2 separate regions of the Homo sapiens genome follow, and region 1 is linked to region 2. The links are chromatin contacts, found by Hi-C or POLR2A ChIA-PET in ENCODE. All regions are on one chromosome and are shown on one strand. The core of a region is the stretch at or near the end of the contact, and the rest is flanking DNA. Distances in the headings are between cores, read along the strand shown. Region 1 overlaps PRKAG2 (protein kinase AMP-activated non-catalytic subunit gamma 2). Region 2 overlaps RHEB (Ras homolog, mTORC1 binding).

What was found. A loop is a pair of places that touch in the nucleus more often than their neighbours do. ChIA-PET counts read pairs that join two places held with the same protein, here RNA polymerase II (POLR2A). Pooled maps may share reads with other maps.
Region 1: a map of endometrial microvascular endothelial cells shows a loop between it and region 2 (6-fold over the local background). The contact joins two enhancer-like sites. A Hi-C loop is called at or near these places in 4 of 168 maps with a recorded cell type or tissue (GM12878, PC-9, endometrial microvascular endothelial cells and 1 more), 33 of 37 single-sample maps with no recorded cell type and 13 of 50 pooled maps. POLR2A ChIA-PET finds 5 or more read pairs at or near these places in 4 of 52 experiments (AG04449, GM12878, activated T-cell and 1 more).

The regions. Positions count from the first base shown.
Region 1 is chr7:151,622,186-151,625,599 of GRCh38, reverse strand. All of the region lies in intron 5 of PRKAG2 (protein kinase AMP-activated non-catalytic subunit gamma 2), which reads left to right. Among named protein-coding and RNA genes, the nearest start is that of RHEB, 100 kb to the right of the region's middle. Within about 2 kb of position 1,684, at least 2 of the 41 ENCODE cell types and tissues checked have a DNase peak (open chromatin) inside an H3K27ac peak, as active enhancers do; they include endothelial cell of umbilical vein, where a contact is called at or near this core.
Region 2 is chr7:151,483,594-151,487,123 of GRCh38, reverse strand. It overlaps RHEB (Ras homolog, mTORC1 binding), which reads left to right. Exons shown (of 8, transcript NM_005614.4): 3 at 2,320-2,387. Among named protein-coding and RNA genes, the nearest start is that of RHEB, 35 kb to the left of the region's middle. Within about 2 kb of position 1,548, at least 9 of the 41 ENCODE cell types and tissues checked have a DNase peak (open chromatin) inside an H3K27ac peak, as active enhancers do; they include endothelial cell of umbilical vein, where a contact is called at or near this core.

The DNA.
Region 1 (3,414 bases), core at 435-2,934, 140 kb before region 2:
CCGTTCCAGCAGCCAAGCTCTCCCAGCACCTGCTCTGCCCCCTCCAATTAATTTGCCATGCTGCTGTTGGAGATATTTCCTTCAAACATATTTCTAATCCCATCGCTTTCATTTCTAAAGCCTCCGGTACTTTTCCTTTGCCTGTAGGAGTCCGCACTTCCCGGCACGCCCTCCTTGCCCCCTTCTCCTCCCTCCCCAGCCTCACCTGGTGCCTCTTTCCTCCCTGCATTTCCCTCCAGCTACTCTGGCCTTCATCAGCTTCCTCAAACTGCCTTGCTCCTCCAGGCCTGCCAGACTTTACACAGACAGCTCCTGCTCCTTGAATCATTCCTTCCTCTCCTTTGGCCACCTGCTCGTTTTCTCCAAGTCTCAGGTTAGATGTCGCTTCCTCAGGGAAGCCTTCCCAGAAGCCCCGATGAAGACTTCCCATGCTATCTCATGATCCCTCACAATTGATAGGTGCTGTTAGGGGGACGCACTTCTTTGTGTTTCCCAGTAGCCCCTCCCATTTATTTGCCATTACATTGTAAGCTCTGTGAGGATGGAGACTGAAATCTTAATATTTGCCAGGTCTTGAGGCCACTGGGATGAGTGAAACTTGGTTTTCAGTAAACATTTGTCACACAAATGAACGTATGTATTTTGGAGCTTATGCTTTTACTGTGGCACCTAGGCTTGCCATACTTCAGGTGGTCAATGTTATTTCTTACAAAGACATAAGGCATTTCTATTTGAGGCATTGGAGAAATGAGAGGAATTGCATTTGCCATGTTGATGGTGCGCTAATCAAAGAGCAGTGAGGGCGGAGCAACGGAGGAAGTGAAATGACTGAGTGAACCCTGGAGGTGTGAAAGGCTTCTCCACCCGACGGTGGGTGACATCAGGGCTTGTGACGTTTGCAGTTGAATAACTGAAGGCAGTAGCAAGTGGGTAGAGTGGGATGGCTCGCCTGCGGAATCTGGCATCCGAGGAAATCGCCTTGACACCTTCCTTTCATGGCCGTGATTACACTTGTGCTAAGGTTAGGGGGAACAGAGCCAGGTTCATCTCTGATATGAAAAGGGAAGAGCGATTTTGGGGGAAGGGAACTAGTCTGGGAACCTTTTGGCTAAATTTTAGTCACTTTTTAATCTGTTTAATATGCTGCCACGGCCGGGTGCTGTGGCTCACCCCGTAATCCCAGCACTTTGGGAGGCCAAGGTGGATGGATCATTTGAGTCCAGGAGTTCGAGATCGGCCTGGGCAACATGGCGAAACCCTCTCTCTATAAAAATAAATAAATAATACAGAAAATTAGCCAGACATGGGAGGTGAGTCCCATGCCTCCTGAGTCCAGGAGGTTGAGGCTGTGCTGAACCATGAGGGCATCACTGCATTCTAGCTGGGGCAACAGAGCAAGACCTTATCTGAAAAAAAAAATATATATATATGTACACACACACACACACACACACACACACACGCTGCCTTCTGTCCCACTTGGAGCTGTTTCCCATGTATCTGAATTTATATAACATCAATGAGGTTTCTGAACATCATGCTAACTGATTCATTTTATTTTAGGTTGTACTTTGGTCATTTGTAACTGACAGGAAGTTGCTAGCAATAAGTTGTTATTTTATGAATCATTTTCCACATTTTCTTGGAAGTGGAATGTTTCATTGTTCCGTCAAGACCTCCTCCCCAGTACACACATGCGCATTGTAAGACGCTTATTTACCCTCTTTCCTTGGCTCTCAGTCTTCACGTTGACTTCTCTAGCTTTGAAGCTTATACATACATACGATGTAACCCCCCTTTTTTTAATGCATGTGTAATTAGAGCCATAGCAATTAAGAGCATGAGTCAGATTCACCTTAGAGTCTCATTTCTTCTACTTAATAACTGTGAGAACTTTAGTAAGTTTCTTAAAGCTTTGGTTTCTTCATATGTAACTTGGAAATAATAATAGTACCTAGCCAGGAGGATTATATGTGGATTAAATAACATGGGCATGATATCCACTAGAGCAGGGGTCCCCAACCCCCTAGCCACAGACCACTACTGTTAGGAATCGGCCCACACGGCAGGTGAGCAGCAGGCGAGCGAGCATTACCTCCCGAGCTCCGCCTCCTATCAGATCAACAGCAGCATTAGATTCTCATAGGAGCGCGAACCCTATTGTGAACTGCACAAGCAAGGGATCTAGGTTGCACACTCTTTATGAGCTTTTTTTTTTTTTTTTTTTTTTTTTTTTGAGACAGAGTCTTGCTCTGTTGCCCAGGCTGGAGTGCAGTGGCGCAATCTCGGCTCACTGCAAGCTCCACCTCCCAGGTTCCAGCGATTCTCCTGCCTCAGCCTCTCAAGTAACTGGGATTACAGACACTTGCCACCATGCCCAACCAATTTTTGTATTTTTGTAGAGACGGGGTTTTACCATGTTGGCCAGGCTGGTCTCAAACTCCTGACCTCGTGATCTGCCTGCCTCAGCCTCCCAAAGTGCTGGGATTACAGGCGTGAGCCACCGTGCCCAGCCTTCCTTATGAGACTCTAACTCATGCCAAATGATCTGAGGTGGAACAATTTCATGCTGAAACCATCCCCCTGCTCCCCCATCCATGGAAAAATTGTCTTCCATGAAACTGGTCCCTCCCAAAAAGGTTGGGGACCACTGCATTAGAGGGCCTGGGATGTAGTATGGGGACCGCTGCATTAGAGGGCCTGGGATGTAGTACAGTCTCCATCAGCAGTAACTGCGATGATGACTAGGAAGACAAGAAGAAACCGAGCAAAAATTTAAAGTGATTCCAGCGATTCTGTTCTTCTGCACTGTCAGACTTTGCCCCATGTGGACACAGGTATGTATGCCACATATAGTTGGCAGCTTTTGCGATTGGATGTTTGTGCTTATCCCTGTTCCTGAGAAATGCTCTCAGGAAAGATGGTGTGTCACCATTTTACAAATGAAGAAATTCAGGCTCAAGGGTATCAATTTGTTCAAGCTCACAAGAAAGGCAGTAACAATTCTGACCTAGGGTTGGTCTAGATGCTTCTGTCTTCTCCATTGCCTCCCATTTGAACTGGGAGTACCTTGAGTAGTCCCCATTGGTGAACACTGGCTTGCTACCTGACATCTTCTATTGGTGACTTATTGTAATGGCTCTGCCAATGGTTTTTTTGTGTTTTGATTTGCAGTAGTAATTCTTGTCAGTGCTGTCACACAGTGTAAAAACAATGGCACGCCATAGTAGAAACTGTCAGAGGACGCACAACAGAAAGATCCATTATATTGCAAAACCCCAAAGAGGTGCACACATTTATGGACGTATGTGTAATCTCTGCGAAACTCCAGTGTTTCATTGTGAGTTAGGATAGCCTTTTGTCAGAGTCTCAAACTTCAGGACACTTGCGGGGACTTGGATGAAGTGCCCATCT
Region 2 (3,530 bases), core at 299-2,798:
CTGTGTTGCCCAGGGTGGTCTTGAACTCCAGGCCTCAAGCAGTCCTCCTGCCTGGGCCTCCCAAAGTGGGATTACAGGCATAAGCCACTACATCCTGGGCTTTTTTATTTAACTGCCTGCATTTCCCCTTGGTATTTAATAGGCATCCCAAAACATCCCTAAAACCCAACTCATTTCCCTTCCTCTCCTATCCCTAGTATTCTTCCCCTAGTCTTTCCTGTAAGTGGCAACTTACAGAAGCTTTGGAGTCATCCTGACTCTTCATTTTCTTACATCCCACTTCCAGTCAATCAGAAAATCCTTTTGGTTCTGCCTCTGAAATATTTCCAGAATATCTCCACCTCTAATCCAGGCCAGTGTCACCCTCTATAGATTGTGATAGTCTGTACAGTCATGTGGTCACTGTATCATGGGCTCCTGCCTAATATCCCTGGGACCATTTTTGTTACTTACAGCGTAGCCAGAGTGATCTTTCCTTGGTTTCTCCTCACATTCAGAGTAAAAATCCCAAGTTCTGTAGGACCTTCTGCCTCCTGTCCATCCTAGTTAGCTATCTACCGTTCTCTCTGAGCTTTAGCTGCATTGACTTTTTTGCTTTTTTCACTTGCTGTTTAACCTCTGCCTGGGTGTTCCACTCCCAGGGAAGATACCCGACAGGGTGGGAGGGTACATGTGTGTGTCTATACCTTCTTTCCTTCCCTGGGATCTAAGCTCACTGAGTATCAGAGACTACAGCATCCCAAGCACCCACAACAGTGCTACTGGTGATAATAGGCACTCAAGAAATTGTTCTTGAATGAATGAATGAATGAATGATGTTTCCTTTCAGTAACCTTGTCATCATAATTATACTTGATAACTGCAGTTACTTAGTTCTAATTGAAGGTCACTGGTTTTATTGCTCACCAGTGTTTCTTACATACTTCTCATCAAATCTGAAATACACTTCAATCTCACGTGACTGAAGGTTTTCACACAGCTATGTAGTGACTGCACCCTGGCTGACAAGGACTGAAACCTCCAGCGGTGCAGGATGCATCCCAAGTTCAGAGAGAATAAGGTGTAAAAACAAATCTGAATTCTTTCTTAGAATTGATGAAATAGGTTATATTGGGTATCCCCCCAGCTTGAAATATTCCGATTCAGTTTCCATCTGATTTAACTGTTTCCTAAAAGTGATAACTTCCGGAACAGGTACAAGCATAATATAGTGTGGCCATTGATTTCATGCTGTGGTCTGTTATCTTTACTCACCTGACTTTTGGCCCCCCTGCTTGTATTAGAAAAGTGTGACGCTAATATGGTTCTCTGTGATGATTGCTTGTCTTTCAGCCATCATTTCTTTCCCTGTGGAACTCATATAACTCAGATAAGATCTCTGATCAATCCTCCTTATTACTTAGAGTTTTCTCACATAATTTCCATTTGTCTGTGTCAGCTTTGCCTTTCTGCTGTGGGTAGAGTGGGACCTCTCTCAGTTGTATGAGGGATAGATTCTGCTGCCTGGCTCTAGTCATATAGGACGGCCAATCAGGAGATTGGAGGACTCATGGTGAGTCAAGATGGCTGGGGCGGGTATGCAAGATAAATCTGTTCCACTTCCTTGTCAGAGTTCCAGGTGGTTATTTTTACATTGTTTCTGTTAGTAGTTCTTTCCTCTTTTGTCTATATTTGTTTGAAGTCTGTCTCCCTCTAATTCTGAATTGACTTTTCCGGAAGTTATTCAAGTCTGATTTTCTTTCCTCCCTTGTCAGGGAAAAGAAGTTGTGACAAATTGCTTGGATCCTTAAGCTTAAGTGGGAAGGATGGCTTCAACACAGAACATCTGTTTCATTGCTGTTTTATCCGTCAGTAAAACTGTTACTTCTTTTATGTACTAAAAGTTCTTAGCACTTAACTAATATTAGCTCTTTGTGCTCTGATGCCAGACTTCCTATAAATTAATGGAAAATTTTTGTGGTTTTGGTTTATTCTAGACCTCAGACTTTACGTAGTATATTTCACTTTTTCACAAGAGGAAGGATTTGCCACACAGCATTCAAATTACTATTATAGGATATGAATTGTTGCGTACTTTGTCTCTTTGAAAAAGAATCAAGGTTTACCAAGCTTGATTTTAGCCAGTCACCGTATTTCCTAGCTAAATAATGGAAGTAGGGGAGAATCTATACAAGTCAGAGAGTTGTTCTTTTTTGTTTCATGGGGCCTTTCTCTGAGACTGCTAGGGACTCTGTGCTTGATTGGTTGTCATTGTTCAAACTTCAGGTGGTTTCGAGTTAATTTTTTTAAACTAATGTTTAATTTCCTTTTTCCCTGTAGCTTTTACAAAGTTGATCACAGTAAATGGACAAGAATATCATCTTCAACTTGTAGACACAGCCGGGCAAGTAAGTGACCTCTGGTATCTCAGAATCTTATACAGCATATCTGACAGTCTTGGTCCTAGCACTGATTTTTAAAAGTACCAGCTATGCCAAGAAAACCCCTCAGGTTGTGTGCAGACAGTCCCTGACTCCCAATGGTTTGGCTTGCAGTGGCTCGACTTAACAATTTCTCATCTTTACGATGGGTCTATTGAGGTATTTGATACATTTTCAACTCATGATATTTTTGGTTTACAGTAGGTTTATCACGATGTAACCCCATCATAAGTCAAGGAGCTTACACAGATAACTAAATGTTAGTATGCTGTCTACTTGGTCTTTTCTAAGACATTTCTGGCAGTTATCTTTTAATAACTTGTTTTTCTGCTTTAGAATTGCTTTAAATATATTAACATTGTAAGGGTTAATACTTATTACAGGATAGTGGTTTTCTATTTTCTAAACTTTAATTCTATATTAGAGAGTCATATTAGTTGCTTTCTTTCTCTTTGTGATATGTGTTCTCCTACATTAGGGCAAAAGTACATCTTTTCTAGAGGAAAGGCATAAGAGGGGCATAGGGCAGAAATTAGCTGATTTAATCTTATGAGGACCTGGGCCATAAAATACCAGTTTGACTGGAGTCCAGGCTCTGGTTTGAGTGTTGGCTTTAGTTTATATAGTAGAGTCTCTGGGTGGGTGGATTTGAGAGTGATTACTAGATTAGGGAGTTTCAATTTATTTGATAGACAGTAGATAATGGCCAAAAGTCAAATAATCCCCCCAGAAAGGATATTCACATGTCGGTTAATGTAGCAGGGATGTGTGGAATGGATCACCAGGGAATTGGCTGGAAGCAAGGGGGAAAGGAGTACATGAAACAAAGAAAAGCCCTTTTGACAGCTTAGCTGCCCCATTACCATGACATCCAGGCCTGCTTTTACTAGAAACTATTCTGTAAGACTGAATTTACCCTTCTTCACTGGAGGGTGAGGAATGTAAAGAAGCTGGGATTTCAGCTCCTAACTCCTGCCCTTGCAACATTTTTTTGAGACAGAGTCTTGCTCTGTCACCCAGGCTGGAAGGCAGTGGTGCTATCCCACTACAACCTGTGCCTCCTGAGTTAAAGCAATTCTCCTGGCACAGCCTCCCAAGTAGCCGGGATTA